Linked DNA regions of Mus musculus: region 1 is linked to region 2. Evidence: chromatin loops called from intact Hi-C (ENCODE). Cell type or tissue: left cerebral cortex. All regions are shown on one strand.

Region 1 (8,000 bases), 170 kb after region 2:
AGATCTCCAAGCTTTTTAACTGTGGCCATTTTCTGTATTCTTCTACCCATTATTAGGTAGCCACTTCTATTAATTTCCATTTAGATTGTTTCACTGCATAAATGATGAGTGGTGAATGGAGTGTGAAACTGGTTGACAACATAAAAAGACCTAGAACCTGTAAGTACAGATACTGCATCAACAGGGACACGATACCAGGTCACAGATATCAGTGAGTCACCTCCATATAATATGGCCAGGCATGAGCTATAGGGGTTAGTCATCTTCTTACTCTGAAGTCTTTTCTTTCAGTGTATAATGGGGCTAAGGAACAAATCTAGAGCCTATCACATGCTAAGCACATTCTACCAGTAAGCTATACTACCAGTCTGCTTGCTTGCTTGCTTTTGTTTTTTGTTTTTTGTTTTTTTGTAAGTAGCTAAAACTTTTTGTTTCTTAAAAAAAAAAAAAAAAAAAAAAATCCAAGAGGGAACGAACACTGGTTTTTGTCTAAATTTTTTTGTTACTTATTTATTTATTTTGTCCTTGCTATGATTTGGTTCCAACTTAGAGAAACAGAAAAAGAAAGGAAAGCAACATTTGAGATATTCAGACAAGTAAGTCGTAACACACAGCTACATGTATGAGGTCTAGACTTGCACTCTTCAACGAAGAAAATAATGATAGCCAATAGGTAACATATGATAAGAATTCAATCCAGACAGACAGCCACAACTAATCATTTTATAACTCTGAAACATAGTCACTGTTTCTGCTGCTAACTGTAGTTTTAAGTACAAATAAGTGACCCTAAATACACTGGAACACTGGTAGAGAATTATTATTGAATAATATAGAAATATCAGAATATTCTTTAAAAGACCTTTCTTTTTATGGGATTTCCTGAAAAAACCCCATAGACAACTGTCTGAATTCCAATGGTCCACTTTATGGGCTTTGTTTTGCTTTTGTTTTATATTGCTAAGGACCAAATTCACAGCTTTAAACCTGCTACGAAAGCACCAAACTGTACCTCTACCCTGAATCACTTTAAATCTGCAGGGACAGTCAACTTAAAATAGTTATGAGTCTCAAAATAATTCTAGTAACCATATGTATAAGTCAGGAAATAGTACATCTGTTAAACTTTAAAAACCTAAGGATTCTGGATACTATTTGACTGTGTAAGTGTATACATTTGTGAATGTCTTCACCCATCCTTTAACATGTCTTGACTAGCAGTATGATATTAATGCTGAATGGATCAATATTTTAGAAGTGTGTATTACTTTTTTTACTTATTAGCATACAGTGGGGATGCATGTGTATGTGGTGGTGCACATGTGAAGAGGATAATTTGCAGCTGATTCTTCTGCCTTTACAAGGGCTCTAAAGATTGAAGCACCTACCCCAAGCCATCCTGCCAGCCCTGGCAGTCTGCATTTTAATGTTTTAAGGACATTCTGTCCTACCCTAGGGTTAAAAATACCATGGTACATATTTTATTATATAAGTGCTAAATAATGTTATCATTCACTTTGTAAGCTCTTAATCCATGTGCCCATTAGTTTTTTGAGTGTGATGAGTCAGGCACAGACATCAATTTTCCAGCACCGTGGACTGAACGACCTATCCTTTCATCACTGATCTGTAATGTCATCTCTGCCATCATAACTCAGGTTTCCTTCTGAGTGTGTACATATAATGGCAGGTTCTCTAGTCCACCACTGGTTATTTATCTTTCTGTTTACTACCACCATTATTTCACTGTCACAGCTTTATAGGCCTTGTCCACTTCCTGTACCATCTCTTGAATTCCTGGAATTCTTGATGTCAATGTTGGTTTTTTTACCTCCCAAGCAGCTTCAGCCATCAACTGCTAAATAAAAATGAAAGAGGCGTAATGTATGCCTTCTGAAAAGAAAAGAGGAGACAGTCAAAGGACATGCAGAGAAACTTCAGACAACCATGATTCCAAAAGAAAGACTTTTATCCAACTAGAGCAGATAAGTTAGAGTTTTAAAACTGCATTTAGCCATGTTAGAAAATGTGGTGTGTAAACCAAATCCTATTCTTGTGTGTGTGTGCATGCACGTGTGTGTGTGTGTGTCTGTGTGTGTGTGTCTCTGTGTGTGTGTGTGTATGAAGCTTCTCCTTGCAGGACATCACAATGTAAAAAGTAAGTAAAACAAACTCTCAGGAAATGTCAGGAAGGAGAGCTGTGAGGTACCTGTAGCTAAGTGCTCCTGAAATAAAGATAATGTGGGCAAGTCTCACCACCATACAACCACAGGACACCTCACAGACATAAGTCATATGGAACAAAGTATGGGGCATCAGTTTTCAATTAGAGGGCATCTCCCTTCCCAAAATGGCAAGCTCCAAAGAACAGTGATAGCTGGAAAACTCAGTCACTAACTTCATAACTGAAATCTAGAAACAACAAAACTAAAACCTATTACTACAGAAATAAGCTTTTAGGGACCTGGAAGAACTAGATGTATGGCTCAGTGAAAGAGAGCCTGCTTAGTATGCACAAGATCTGGGCTTTGATCAAAAGCACCAAAAAGAAAAAGCCTTCTTGGTTTATGAAGGTAAGCTTAGCAGCACCAACAGTAACTAACAGCTGGTGTTGTATTAATAAGCATTGTGAACAGAACACAGCTAGTTCTGGCTATAGAAACCTGAAGATGACTCTTCAACTAGCTAATCTTCAAATTGTACCTAAAGTCATGTTGATAGAAGAGAACCCAACTAATTGCCAAGAGCTATCAAGACATAGCACTGTATGTTTAAAAAAAAAAAAAAAGTGTTAAACCCCAAATAGCCTACCAACTCTTATTAAGAAACTATGATGACCAGACAATGAGCTGAAGGTTGAGAAATAACAAAATAAGGGAAGTCAAGTCCTTTGTCCTTGATGAACCTGATGCAATTTAATGGCTATGGTGAATGTCCCAAGGAAGAAGTAACTCCCTCTGCTGGAGAGCTAATGACATCTTAAAGAAGAGTTAGTGAGATGCCTCCATGGTTTGTAAAAGCACTTGCCCTCAAGTCTGACAGCCTGAGATCTACATGGTAAAAGGAGAGAATCAACTCCCTCAAGTAGTTCTCCACATGTATCTTAAAGATATATTTAAACTAGGTTTTAAGAAGTGGGAATTTGGGGCTGGAGAGATGGCTCAGCGGTTAAGAGCACTGACTGCTCTTCCAGAGGCCCTTAGTTCCCAGCAACCACATGGTGGCTCACAACCATCTGTAATGGGATCTGACGCCCTCTTGTGGTGTGTCTGAAAACAGCTATAGTATACTCATACATAAAATAAATCTTTTTTAAAAATGGGAATTTATCAAAGAAAGGAAGAATGGAGAGTATTCTAAGCAGGAAGGACAGTTCTTAAGGAACTAGCAAGTCTGACACAGAGTGAGGTATTTGAGGAACAGCAGGCAATATGCCAAAAACTATGGGAGAGATCAGAGGCTGACACTGGATGCTGGGGAACCATCAATAGCTTTAACATGATTGTATCTGATCTTCAACAAAAGAAACTTTTTTGATAGCAGGGTGGAGGTGACAGGAAAAGTAATATTGCAAACAAAAGCCAGTAACGACTCATGACAACAGTAAGAAATGAAAGTAGATCCTTAAATTTAATTTCAAACTAACAAGTTATCCTGAGCAGCACATGATGACAGCAGGACACAGTAAGTAAAAACTGTGGTGCAGACCACAGGGTAACAAGAGCACAAATGAACTCTTCCAGACTCACAGAAGACTGACAGCTGATGAAACCCTGTTTTCAGTTAAGTAGGCATATGGACCCTAACACAGCCAATCAGGTTCTTGATGGGAGCAACAGGTCTCTCTCAGTGGGCAGGAAGTATAGCTATGGCACTCAGCAACAGAGAAACTGTCTTCAGTAACTGGAATCTAGGAACTCATCTTTCCTTTCATGATCAAGGGATTCAAATCACTCATGCTTATGTACTGCCTACCTGAACAAGAACTTAACAGCATTCAAAGTGCCTATTGTCCTGAGCAAGTCTCCCTGGTTGTGAGGCTCAGGCACTAAGCTGATCTCTCTAATGCTAACCACATCAGACTGCCAAAATGTGTATATTGAATCTGGAACTAACTGTATGTTGTAGCTACTATTTGTTGAAAGTGCTGCTTTTTTTACCTTCTCAAAAAAACAAAAGCAAAGAAACATGAAGGCAGAAACTAAAACTGTGAAACATTCTTTAAGATATAACCAAGATTGAATATATGTATGTTGTATAAACAACCAACTATAATTCACACTGTTAAGCTGCCAGCTGGGCAAAATGAAAGGGCTGAATTAGGGTATAATCTGAAATAATTAAAAATAAATCAAGGTTGGGCGGTGGTGGCCCACACCTTTAATCCAGCATTCAGGAGGCAGAAGCAGGCAGATCTGAGTTTGAGGCCAGCCTGGTCTAAAGAGTAAGTTCCACAACAGCCAAGGCTACACAGAAACCCTGTCTCAGGGGGAAAAAAATTAAAAAAAAAAAAAAAAATTCAGGGTCACCTGTAGTGAGCATGCCTTTTTGATCCCAAGTGTAACATGTAGAAATTAGCAATTGTTTAAATTAATTAAATGTTCTAGTCTATGAATGAAAGAGGTAAGTATCTGATACCCTGTTACTGTTTGAAACTTGCTTGTTCTATGCAGTGAGTTCCAGGATTAGGTAATAAGAGACCCTAACCCCATTCCCAGTCCCCCAAAAAAGCAGTATCAAATGATCATTTGAAAAATAAAAGGCAGGCAAGCCAGCTGTCATGATGGCACACACCTTTAATCTCAGCTTTTAGGAGAGATAGACCAACCCCTGTGAATTCAAGGCCTGCTGGTCTACATAGTGAGACCTTGTCTTTAAAAAAAAAAAAAAAAAGGATACAACTGGATAGAATTTCATGATATAGTTTAAGTATAATCTGTTAAAAACCTTTTTTTTTTACATTTTTAAATTTTATTTGTTCTCTTATATATTTCATCCCAACCACAGTTTCCCTCCTCCCTTTCCAGTCTCCCCCTCACACCTCTAACCTCATTCCTCCTCCACTTCCCTTCTGAAAAGGGTAGGTCTTCCAGGGTTACCAACCAAACATGGTATATCAAGTTGCAATAAGACTAGTCACCTCCTCTCATGTTAAAGCTGGATGAGGCAACCCAGTAAGAGGGAAAGGGTCAAAATCAAGCAAAAAGGATCAGAGACAGCCCTCACTCCCATTGTTAGAGGAGTCCCACAAGAAGACCAAGTTACACAACTATAACATATGCACAGAGGGCCTAGGTAAGACCCATGTAGAAACCTATTTATATTCGTGGAAAAATAAAACTCTAGATGACATAAAATAAGAAACACAAAGCCACAGATTTGATGTCAAATTAGGATTTGGAATTAGGACATGGGGGAAAAAAATCAAAGTTTAATATAATACCAATGTTCTTCAGTAGAAAACATGCCCTTTAGATGCCTCTAGGGCTCTAAGGCCAAGCTTAAATCCACAACCAGTTATCGAAATCCTGATGCTTTTAAGACTTCAAATGATCACTTAGCCTCTGGGTCATGTGCTTCCCTACCCATCATGCCCATCCAAAGGAGATTAGTTTCTTCTTCCAGTAAGAAAAAAGGAGAAATAGCCAGGCATGGTGGCGCATGCCTTTAATCCCAGCACTTGGGAGGCAGAGGCAGGCGGATTTCTGAGTTTGAGTCTAGCCTGGTCTACAAAGTGAGTTCCAGGACAGCCAAGGCTACACAGAGAAACCCTGTCTCGAAAACAAAACAAAACAAAACAAAACAAAAAAAGAAAGAAAGAAAAAGGAAAAATAACATTCCCGAGGGAGGCGGGAGATGAATATCGTAGAAAAGCTGCAGCTTCCACAGCCATGTTGTTCCTATGCTACTGGGGAACTACTACAGGTGTTTGTGTGTGTGTGAAGACTGCTGCTTCATCCTACCAATGACTTAAGTGTAATAATGATAATATTGATTCTGTTTCTGTTAGAATGAGCCAGGAGTAGACAATTGGAAAAGGAGGGCAGACTTCTGGGCACCTATGGCATGTTCTGTCAAACGATGTATGTTTTGATTCTCAGCACTTTAGTATGATGCATAAGCTCCAACAAGAAGTCAGAAAAACAGACACACAGGAAACATGTTTAAAGTGATCCAGCTGCTAATGAAGTGCTAGTATTCCAACTCATACCACTCTGACTTTAAAACTTACACTAGTACCTCTAGACCACATTACACTTCAAATAACTTTCCAAGAAAAACAAAAAGTCAAGGAAGAAAAACAGTAACAGGGTATCAGTTGAACATTTAATAACTAAACAACTGCTAATTTCTCTGTGTTACATACTTCAGTACTGCAGTCAGGACTTTATAATCCAGCTCCACCATGACAATTTCTTTAATATTTTAGCTATATAGCGACTTTACTGACCAAAATTGTTAAGATAGAAAATAAGTAGAGGCCTGGAGAGATGGCTCAGCGGTTAAGAGCAGTGACTGCTCTTCCAGAGGTCCTGAGTTCAAATCCCAGAAACCACATGGTGGCTCACAACCATCTATAATGAGATCTGATGCCCTCTTCTGGTGTGTACTTACATATAATAAATAAATAAATAAATATTTAAAAAAAAAGAAAATAAGTAGAACAGTGAGGATAATTTTTAACACTTTTGTTATTGTTGTTTTGAGACAAGGGTTTCTCTGTGTAGCCCTGGCTGTAGTAGTCCTGGAACTCTGTAGACCAGCCTCACCTCAAACTCAAATCCCAAGTGGTAGGGCTAAAGGCATGCACCACCACCACCACCTGGCAATTTTTAACAGTTTTAAGTAATAATTTTACTGAACTACAACATGCAAATGCAAAAAGTGCTCAAACTAAACACTGTGATGACTGTCTACTAACAGAATATGTATTCACACCAGAAAACAACAGTACCAGCAGCCTGAAGTCTCCAAAGCACCTCCCCTGTTATCATTAACTTTCCTTTCTTCTAATATCTATTATCAAGGATAGTTTTTGCTTGTTTTTTTTAACTATAAGTAATATACTTTATGTGTATTTAGCTTCTCCTGCAGTCCATTTTCATTATGGTCTAGGATTCTAACACATGACTACACCATAACTTGATCATTTACAGCTGGTGTTCAGCTTGTTTCTAGTCTGGAGCTCTTATACTAGTGTTTCTGTAAATAGTCTTACTCATGCCTTACGGTAACTGAGATCTTGCCCTGGCGTGTCTTTAACTCAGTTATCTACCTGTCTCTGCTGAGATCAATGGTGTAAGCCATCATGCCCAAGCCTTACTTTCTAAGTAAGTTTTATCACTGATTTCCACTTTAAACCCTTTTATTTATTTTCATTTACTTTTTAGTTTTTGCTTTTCTGAGATAGGATTTCACTATGTAGCCTAGACTGACCTCAAACTTGCCATCCTCCCACCTCCCACCTGAAGTAGGCCCCTCATTCTGTATATCTCCAGATTTTAGCGTCTCTTACTTTGTTGCTAACTATAATAGGTGGTACTTATTCATTGTATGATCACTACCTTTCATTCATTCATGATCCTGTCACACACTAGAAGATGCAGAGCTAGGATCACAAGTATGCACTACTACACCCGGTTCAATTACACATTCTATAAGGGAGTATCTTATATCTCTCTAGAAAAACAAAATAATCTCATTTCTTAAAAGTTGTACTAAGTGAGTCAATATATATATTCTAGTCACCAGCCTTTTCAGCTGAGGACTGATATAATACCACTTGTGACATCTGCTTTCCACGTTGGTAAAACAATAATTACTAGGTATTCATCTTATCAACCTAGTAAATCTTGTGTTACTGTAAATAGGGGTGTGGGAGAGAGGATCATGAGCAATATAAATGTCATTTCTAGCATGTTCCATTAGTACACAATCAGATTCACTGTAGAAGAGAAGACCCTGAAAATGCATACTGAAGCATTCCAGCATTGAGCAGT
Region 2 (8,000 bases):
AGATTAAATAAACCCATAGGACTCTGTCCTGATTATCTGGGGTGGATTGACCAGGTCATAGTAAGAATTAATAGCATTTACAACAACAGCCTCGCCCACCTCCTTTTCTATGAAGAAAAAGCCAATAAGAAGCCCAGCTGTGATGAAGCAAACATGGTTGAGGTCGTGAGATGGAAGCACGGCCTTCATAAGAGAAAGTTGAATACCAACAATATACATGCAGAGGATGGGGTCATACATTAATCTTACTTGTGTATAAACTGCTGAACTATGGGGCTTTGTAAGATCCCAGGTAAACAGTGTATGAAACCAAGAGGGTTAGAAATCTTGTTTGTGTGGGCTTTGTGCTGAGTAGTTTCATGCCAGCTTGACCCAAGCTCTAGTCTTCTAAGAGGAGGGAACTTCAACTGGGAAAAATGCCTCCAGAAGACCAAGCTGTAAGCAGGGAAGCCTATTGGACAATGGTTCTCAACCTGTGGGTTGTGACTCCTTGGGAGGGAGATCAAATGACTCTCTCACAGGTGTCACCTAGAAACATTAGAAAACAGATTTTACATTGTGATTCATAACACTAGCAAAATTACAGTTATGAAGTAGCAACAAAAATAATTTTATGGTTGGGGGGTCACTGCAGCATGAGGAACTGTATTAAAGGGTCACAGCATTAGGAAGGTTGAGAACCACTGGTATAGGACATCTTAATTAGTAATCAATGTGGGAGAACCCAGGTGTGACCACCCCTGGGCTGGTGTTTCTGGTTCTATAAGAAAGCAGACCGACCTTTTTCCTCTTTGGGTGTCTGAAGACAAGATGGGTCACCAGCAGCTCTACTGGAGTCACCCATGGAGGTTTGGCTCTTGCCATGTGTGCTCTAACCGCCACGGTCTGATCTGCAAATATGGGCTGAATATGTGTCGTCAGTGCTTCTGTCAGTACGTGAAGGACACAGGCTTCATTAAGTTGGACTAAGCGACCTTGAATGGATTATTCGATTGTCTACTAAGTGGAACCAATCATGCTAGTTTTTGTGCACAAAGAATAAAAACATGAAGAAAGAAAGAAAGAAAGAAAGAAAGAAAGAAAGAAAGAAAGAAAGAAAGAAAGAGAGAGAGAGAAATAGAAAGAAAGAGAGAAATAGAAAGAAAGAGAGAAATAGAAAGAAAGAGAGAAATAGAAAGAAAGAAAGAAATAGAAAGAAAGAAAGAAAGAAAGAAAGAAAGAAAGAAAGAGAAAGGAAGAAAGGAAGAAAGAAATAGAAAGAAAGAAAGAAAGAAAGAAAGAAAGAAAGAAAGAAAGAAAGAAAGAAAGAAAGGAAGGAAGGAAGGAAGGAAGGAAGAGAAAGGAAGAGAAAGGAAGAAAGGAAGAAATAAAGGAAGGAAGGAAAAGGAAGGGAGGGAAAGGAAGGGAGGGAAAGGAAGGGAGGAGGGGAAAGGAAGGAAGGAAGGGAAGGGAAAGGAAGGAAGGGAAAGGAAGGGAAGGGAAAGGAAAGGAAAGAAGGAAAAGGAAGGAAGGAAAAGGAAGGAAGGAAAAGGAAGAAAAAGAAAAGAAAAGAAAAGAAAAGAGAAAAGAAGGAAGGAAGGAAGGAAAGAAAGTAATCAAACTGAACAAGTCATGATAAACAAGCCTTATGAATGAGCAGCACCCCTCCATGCCCTCTGCATCAGTTCCTGCCTCCAGGTTCCTGCCTGATTTGAGCTCCTGCTTCGGCTTCCCTCAATGGACTCTGATTCTGAATATGTAAGCTAAAAAACCAAAACCTTCCCTCTGTAGTTGCTTTGGTCATTATGTTTCATCTCAGCAACAGAAACCCCAACTAAAGACAGGCTTTGTGTAGTCTAGAAAATGACCCAGCCCAGTGGTGTATAGTTCCACATGAGCGTAAGCAGCAGACAGAGAGAAGCCACATGTACATAGCAACACATCTATGCATGATGGCTGACCTTGGTTGCCATCTTGACTACATCTAGATTCAACTAAAACCCACCAGCCAGGCGTGGCATGTGAGGTCTTTTCTTGGATCATTTGAAGTGGAAAGATACACCCTAAATCTGAGCCACACCCTGTGGTATAGGCCCACAGTAATGGACGTGAAAACGCCTAGCCACTCCCCCTTCTACACAAGACAGCTAATCTCAGTGCTAGAGAATTCTTTGACCCAATGTTCTGGTGCTATTTGGGCCTCTTCCCAGTCCTGGTCATGATATAAGGACAGAGTGTCCTCTGAGGATTGGAGTCCCTGATCCAAAGTAGGGTCAGGGAACTGCGAGGTGGGTGAGAATGGGAGGTCCTTCCCTCAGCAGTATAGGATAGGCCAGGGGTGGGCCAGGAAAGCAGGAGAGTAGCAAGCCACTTCGAGCTCTTCCTGCACACGTTCTGATGGAGAGCCTTAAAGAGGCCAGCAGTTCTGGCTCTCAGCCTGGCCTTCCAGCAATTCTGCAGCTCAGACCACCAAACAAAGGACCAGAAACTGCATGGCTTAAGCCCCAACCCATCGTCTCACAAATCTGGGCATTGGCAAGAATAGGGAATCAGGGCCCAAGCTGGGCTTCTTCTTTCCAGACCCCAAAGGAAGGGTAAGCACAAGGAGCTGCCAGAACCCAGGAGTGGTCTTTTTCAGCCCTGCATGCTACTTACTAGGCGTTGGGTCCATGCAGCCCATTTCCTCTTCTGGATTTGTTGGTCTGAAAAAAATGGAGGACTCGGTCCCAGAATTCCAATACTGGCTGCTGTTGCTCTGCCAACTGCCTCTTCAACATCCTATCTCGCTTAGAAGCTGTATGTGAACTCAGAAACGTCAGCTAGACTTCTGTCCATTTCTGAGCACGGAGCTGCCTTTTCCCTCATGACAAAGATATGTTGGGACCCTTGAACGGTCTGTCTTGAAAATCTAAGCTCCAGGCATGGATACATACGTGCTCAGACTATCCACCACATTTACCATGTTTGACTTCCTGGGTTCCAAGGTCGATACAAACTAACCAGGCAAACAAAACAAACAAAGCCGAGGTTTGTAGGGATACCTCTAGAGGTGGAGCAGAATTACCAGAGTTAGCAAGGAAGACCACAGGGCATCCAGTGTGGCCATTGCCTGAACCTGCTCCTTTTATATGGGGAGGAGCTGGGATTCAGGATGCGTTTTCATGCATTTCTGTTGTTGGCCACCGGAGGGCAGCAGAGCTACATAAATGTCCTGAGTGTTGTTACAGGTTGTGGGACACAGAGGATTCAGAACAGGACTTTGGGAGCCACAAGGTGCCAGAAAAGTGATGAGAGGAATTAGTAGCCATAGAAGGATCAAGGAAGGTTTCTAGGAGTTGTTGACTCATGCTTTAGACAGGGTTTGAAGTCTGAAAAGGTCCTCTAGAAAAGAGACATTGAACAAAGATGGGGGGGTGGGGGGAGAGGCAAGCTTGCTCCAGAGGCAATATAATAGGACCTAAGATTCTGGCACAGTCCTCAAGCCAGTATTTCAGCATGTGTTAGAACTTCACATCGAACTGCCTTAAGAAAAAAGAAAAAAAAAACTCCAGGAGACACCTTCAGGGAGAACCATATCCAAGGCCTCTGACTGTGTCACTGTGTCCTGTCACAGGGCCTCTCGGCTCTGCTCCTTGCAGCAGCATAGCCATCAGCAGCTACAAGCAGATGCTCAAACTGCCGAGAAGCCACCATGGAGACAGCCTCATTCTCAAGGCTTCTACCAAATGTCTGGGAGTTACTCTGATGTGCTGGGGCTGTGCTACCCAAACATCCAGAAACCATCGCTGCTCCTGATGACCTGTTTTGTGTCCAGGCTGCCTGTGAGAGATGGTCTCCTCCCTCTAACTGAACATGGGGGGCGGGAGGGGCAACAGTCTCCAAAGGAAACATGAGAGGGTCTCAGAAGGGGAGACAGTGGGTGTCAGGGAGGACCCACTGAAACCTGGTCCTCTCTTGTCCTAACTGATTCTGCACCCGGCTGCCATAATGTGCCTCAGTTTCTTTAGCTGGATGTGACATCAGGTTCAAAATAGTACTCACTCACTCCTGTAGGCTCTTAGGCTGTAGTGGCACCTCAGAGTCAGGAAGGAGTCTGTAACAACAGTTCTAACAGCAGCTCTGAGGTTGAAGCTCATTAGAAGGCTATCCTAAGCCAATGTATGGGAAAAGATGGGGTATTTCAACTGCCCAAGCTTGGGTCACGTGACTGCTCAGCAGAGCCAGGGAATAGAGTTTGAGCCACCTATGGCAAGGGGCTCTGTGTCAGGCAGAGCCTAGAGACAGTAAATTAGGGTGCTAGGATAGCCATGATGAAGTAATATTGACTGGAGGCTTGACCAACAGACACAGACTGTCTTATAGCCCCAGAAGCTACAGGTCACCAGAGCCCCACTCTCCTTGAACCTGCATGGCACCCTTTCTGCCCTCTCTAGCTTCTGCTCACAGTCAGGGGTCCTTGGCGTGGTTAGGTTTGTGGATCTGTGTATTCCTGCCTCAGCCACTGATGTGACATCCATGCACACGTCTCTGTGTCACTAAGGCTACCGCTGGCTGACTCATATGCTTTGTCACTATATTCTTCAATGACCATGCCTGTCCACAGAGGTTACCTTCCATGATACGGAGGTTTAGAGCGCCATCACCTGTCTACCAAAGGTGTTTTGTTTTGTTTTGTTTTGTTTTGTTGCCAAAAACTAGTACTGCCCCTGTGGGAAGGGCAACTGGAGTGAGGTAGTCCCAGTTGGCCAGACACAGTTCTGAGACAAGGACTCTGAATTATGTAGGCTAGTCTTGAACTCATGACTCCCCTGCTCTGGCCTCCAGAGTGTTAAGATCGCTAGCATGTGCCATAGGCAAATTATTTACTATTTGGGCCACAGTAGATTTAAGAAGCCTTGTGAGAAGTAGCAACTGGAATTCAACCCAGCTCACAGACTGCTCATCCTTATTGACTGTGAATAGACCCAAAAGAATTAACACACCACACACTGCCTGCAAATAGACACACAAAAAACACAGCGCACACACACCATCTTGCCCAGTCACCTGTGACAACCTCACAGTTGGGTCCAGCAAGGAAATCACTCAATGGTTAAATGGGAAATGGTAGAATGATACTGTGGCAAATATTTTGGAATCTGACCTACCTGGACTTGAACTCTGAATGATTTTATGTCGATAGCTCTACTTCTCTGAGACTTAGCCTCCTGTCTGTGAAGAGATCCCTACCAGGGATGGTGGTACACATACATAACTCTCATATTAGGATGGGGTTGTAGCTCAGTGGATAGGATGCTTGCCTAGCACACACAAGGTGCTGGGTTCACTCCTTAGCACTGTGCAAACTTGACATGGTGGCATATATTTGTGATCCTATCACTCAGGAGGTGGAGCCCAGAGGATCAGAAGTTCAAGGTCTTAGGTAACTTGAGGACAATCTGGGACACATGAGACCCTCGTGTATAAAAATAAAATACCAGCCAGTTGTACTAGCCCTAGCTTTTAACCCCAACACTTGGGAAGCAGAGGCAGGTATATACGTCTCTGTGAGTTTGAAGCCAGCCAGATCTCTATAACAAGATTCAGGACAGCCAGGGTTACAAAGTAAGACCCTGTCTCAGAAGTACATAAATTAAATAAATAAAAAGCTATATAATGGAGCCCTGTTTCAAAAATAATAATAAAATAACTTGTAAGTAAAAGAAAATCCTAGGATTTAGGAGGTGGAGGCAGGAGAATCAAGAGTTTAAACTCATCCTTGATTACAATAGTGAGCCCAAGGTTTGCCTAGGATACATGAAACCTTGTCTCAAAAACTAACAAAAACCAAAATTGTCTCTGAAGGTGTTTGAATGTTAATGATGCTCTATGGATGCTTGTGTGGTCAATCCTGTGTCGTACCAAGAAATGTGGGCACACACGTGGGTATCCTGGGGAGCTGGGACTGTTTAGCCCAGGCTCTAGGGCACCAAACCTGGGAAGTGTCAGCCATGCCTCTTTCTGAGGCTCCAGTCTTGCCCAGCATCTCCCACCTCAGCAGAGCTCCCATAGCTCCCTGGGCTGTGGCTGTGGTCCCAGCAGGAAATCAGTGCCAGTAGCTGCCATCCTCTTCCCTAGCATACAGAAATGCTTCACTGGAGAGATGTACTAGAGCCAGAACCTTGACTAGGGGAGCCATGTGGTGGCAGCCGTGTTTGGCTGAGAGGTACATTCATTAGAGAGGCGGCTTCTGTCTGGACCTCCAGAAGGACTGGGGCACAGAGGGAAGCACGATTCATCCTGGTACAGCCAGCCTCAAGCGATGACGGCCACCATTTGCTCGGGCTTCCTGTGTGCCTCATGCTATCCCCTCACAGACCCAATGACAAATGCCAGCTCAAATGGTCTGGGAGATGGGTGTCATACACCACCACCCTCACACCAGGCAGGCCAAGAGAGACTAAGGGAAGAAGAGCCTTGGCCAAGTGTGCTCAGGTAGTAAATGGGGTCAGGGGCTCTCTAGCCCAGGCATTGACCGCCCTCTGTCCTGTGCACCTGTGGGTTGCGAGGGTGGGCATGAGAGGGGCAGCCTCTACACCAGTACCTCATTTCCCTCCAGTTCACTGCCACAGGGCTGTGCCCATGCTACCAATGTAAGATGCCTGCTCAGGGCCACTCAGCCTGTCAAGGAGGCATATCTGTCTAATTTATGTGTACATGTGTGTGCATGTGTGTTTGTACATATATGTGCAGGTTCCTTAGGAGGCCAGAGAGGAGACTGGATCCTCTGGAACTGGAGTTACAGATGCCTGTGAAACACCTGATACTGGCGCTGGAAGCTAAACTTGGGTCTACCATGAAAACAACAAGAACTCTTAAACTTATGGGTTTGTTTTTTTTTTTTTAATGTATACCTGTGCATGCCGGAGCATATGCTTGCATGTGCACCCCATGTGTGCACGTGCTTGAACAAGCCAGAGGATAGTTTTGAACTGCCCACGGAAGGGAGCTGTGAACCAAACTGAAAAAGTGGCGAGAGCTGTAAAGCACTAAGCCACCTCTCCAGCCCCATTTTGTTTTTTGAAATCTGAAGTCTGGACTCCAAAGCCTGAGTGGTTGTCTGTCTGTTTGTTTGCAGTGTCAAGATAGAATTCAGGACTCAGGTATGCTAGGCTAGGCAGTGTACCTCAACCGAGCTCTGCCCAGTCCACCCTCCTCTGCTGCCCCCACTGGCCTGCTGTGTGGCCTCTTTGAGTCACTAGCTGTCTCTGGGCTTCAGCATGTGGGAGTCTTTCTTTGTTCCTAAATGTCTAGAGTGGAGACAAGGCTGGGGCAGGTGCAGGGAGGAAGAGGAGGCTAGGGTCATTGCCACCAGTGTTTACTGCTAAAGCACAAAGGTGGCCCAGAGAGCCTGTGTGTTAAAGAAGCACTCTAGAGAAATGGGAGATGGCAAAATGGGAACACAATTGGCTGTACAAGCAGGGTGGCCTGAGTTCAATTCTCAGAGTCCATATAAATAAAACAAAACAAAAACAAGAAAGGAAAAAAAAAAAAAAACCCACCTGGCACTTGCAATCCCAGAGCTTGGGAGGCAGAGACTCGTAATCCCTGAGGCTTCCGGACAACCAGCCTAGCCACACAATGAACGAGAGGCTTTATCTCAAAACTAAAAGGGTTGGTAGGGACATAGCTCATCGCTTAAGAGCACTTCCTGGGGCTACAGAGGTGGCTCAATGGTTAAGAGCACTGGCTGCTCTTCCAGAGGACCTGGGTTTAATTCCCAACCCTCACATAGCGACTCACAACTGTCTCTAACTCAGGGAATCTGACATCCTCTTCTGGCTTCTGTGGGCATCCAAACACACATACCCTAGCCACCCCCATAAATAAAAGTTGTGGGTTTTTTGTTTTGGTTTGGGTTTTGTTTTTAAAAGGTGGATGGCACCTAAGGAAAGATGCCTAAAGTTGACCTCTGACCTACATACTCTGTGAGCAAACCCAGAGGCACACACACACAGGCACACGTGAACATACAATAAGAA

Evidence for each region. A loop is a pair of places that touch in the nucleus more often than their neighbours do. Peaks named below come from ENCODE experiments on the same cell type or tissue, not always from the same donor. Only the 100,000 strongest peaks of a DNase experiment are listed, where the experiment ranks them.
Region 1: it touches region 2 in a loop (2.3-fold over the local background); 2 of 42 quality-filtered maps call a loop at or near these places.

The regions. Positions count from the first base shown.
Region 1 is chr6:92,096,097-92,104,096 of GRCm38, reverse strand. The region is part of intron 1 of Nr2c2 (nuclear receptor subfamily 2, group C, member 2); the gene reads right to left. Among named protein-coding and RNA genes, the nearest start is that of Nr2c2, 7.7 kb to the right of the region's middle. In left cerebral cortex, CTCF peaks have their summits at 3,027 and 3,252 (motif pointing left); no DNase peak of the experiment used is centred here.
Region 2 is chr6:92,264,383-92,272,382 of GRCm38, reverse strand. Gm30688 (a long non-coding RNA gene) reads right to left here and starts at 2,748. Exons shown (of 5, transcript XR_001785327.2): 1 at 2,635-2,748. It also overlaps the pseudogene Gm44803. In left cerebral cortex, a CTCF peak has its summit at 3,150 (motif pointing right); a DNase peak (open chromatin) is centred at 3,168.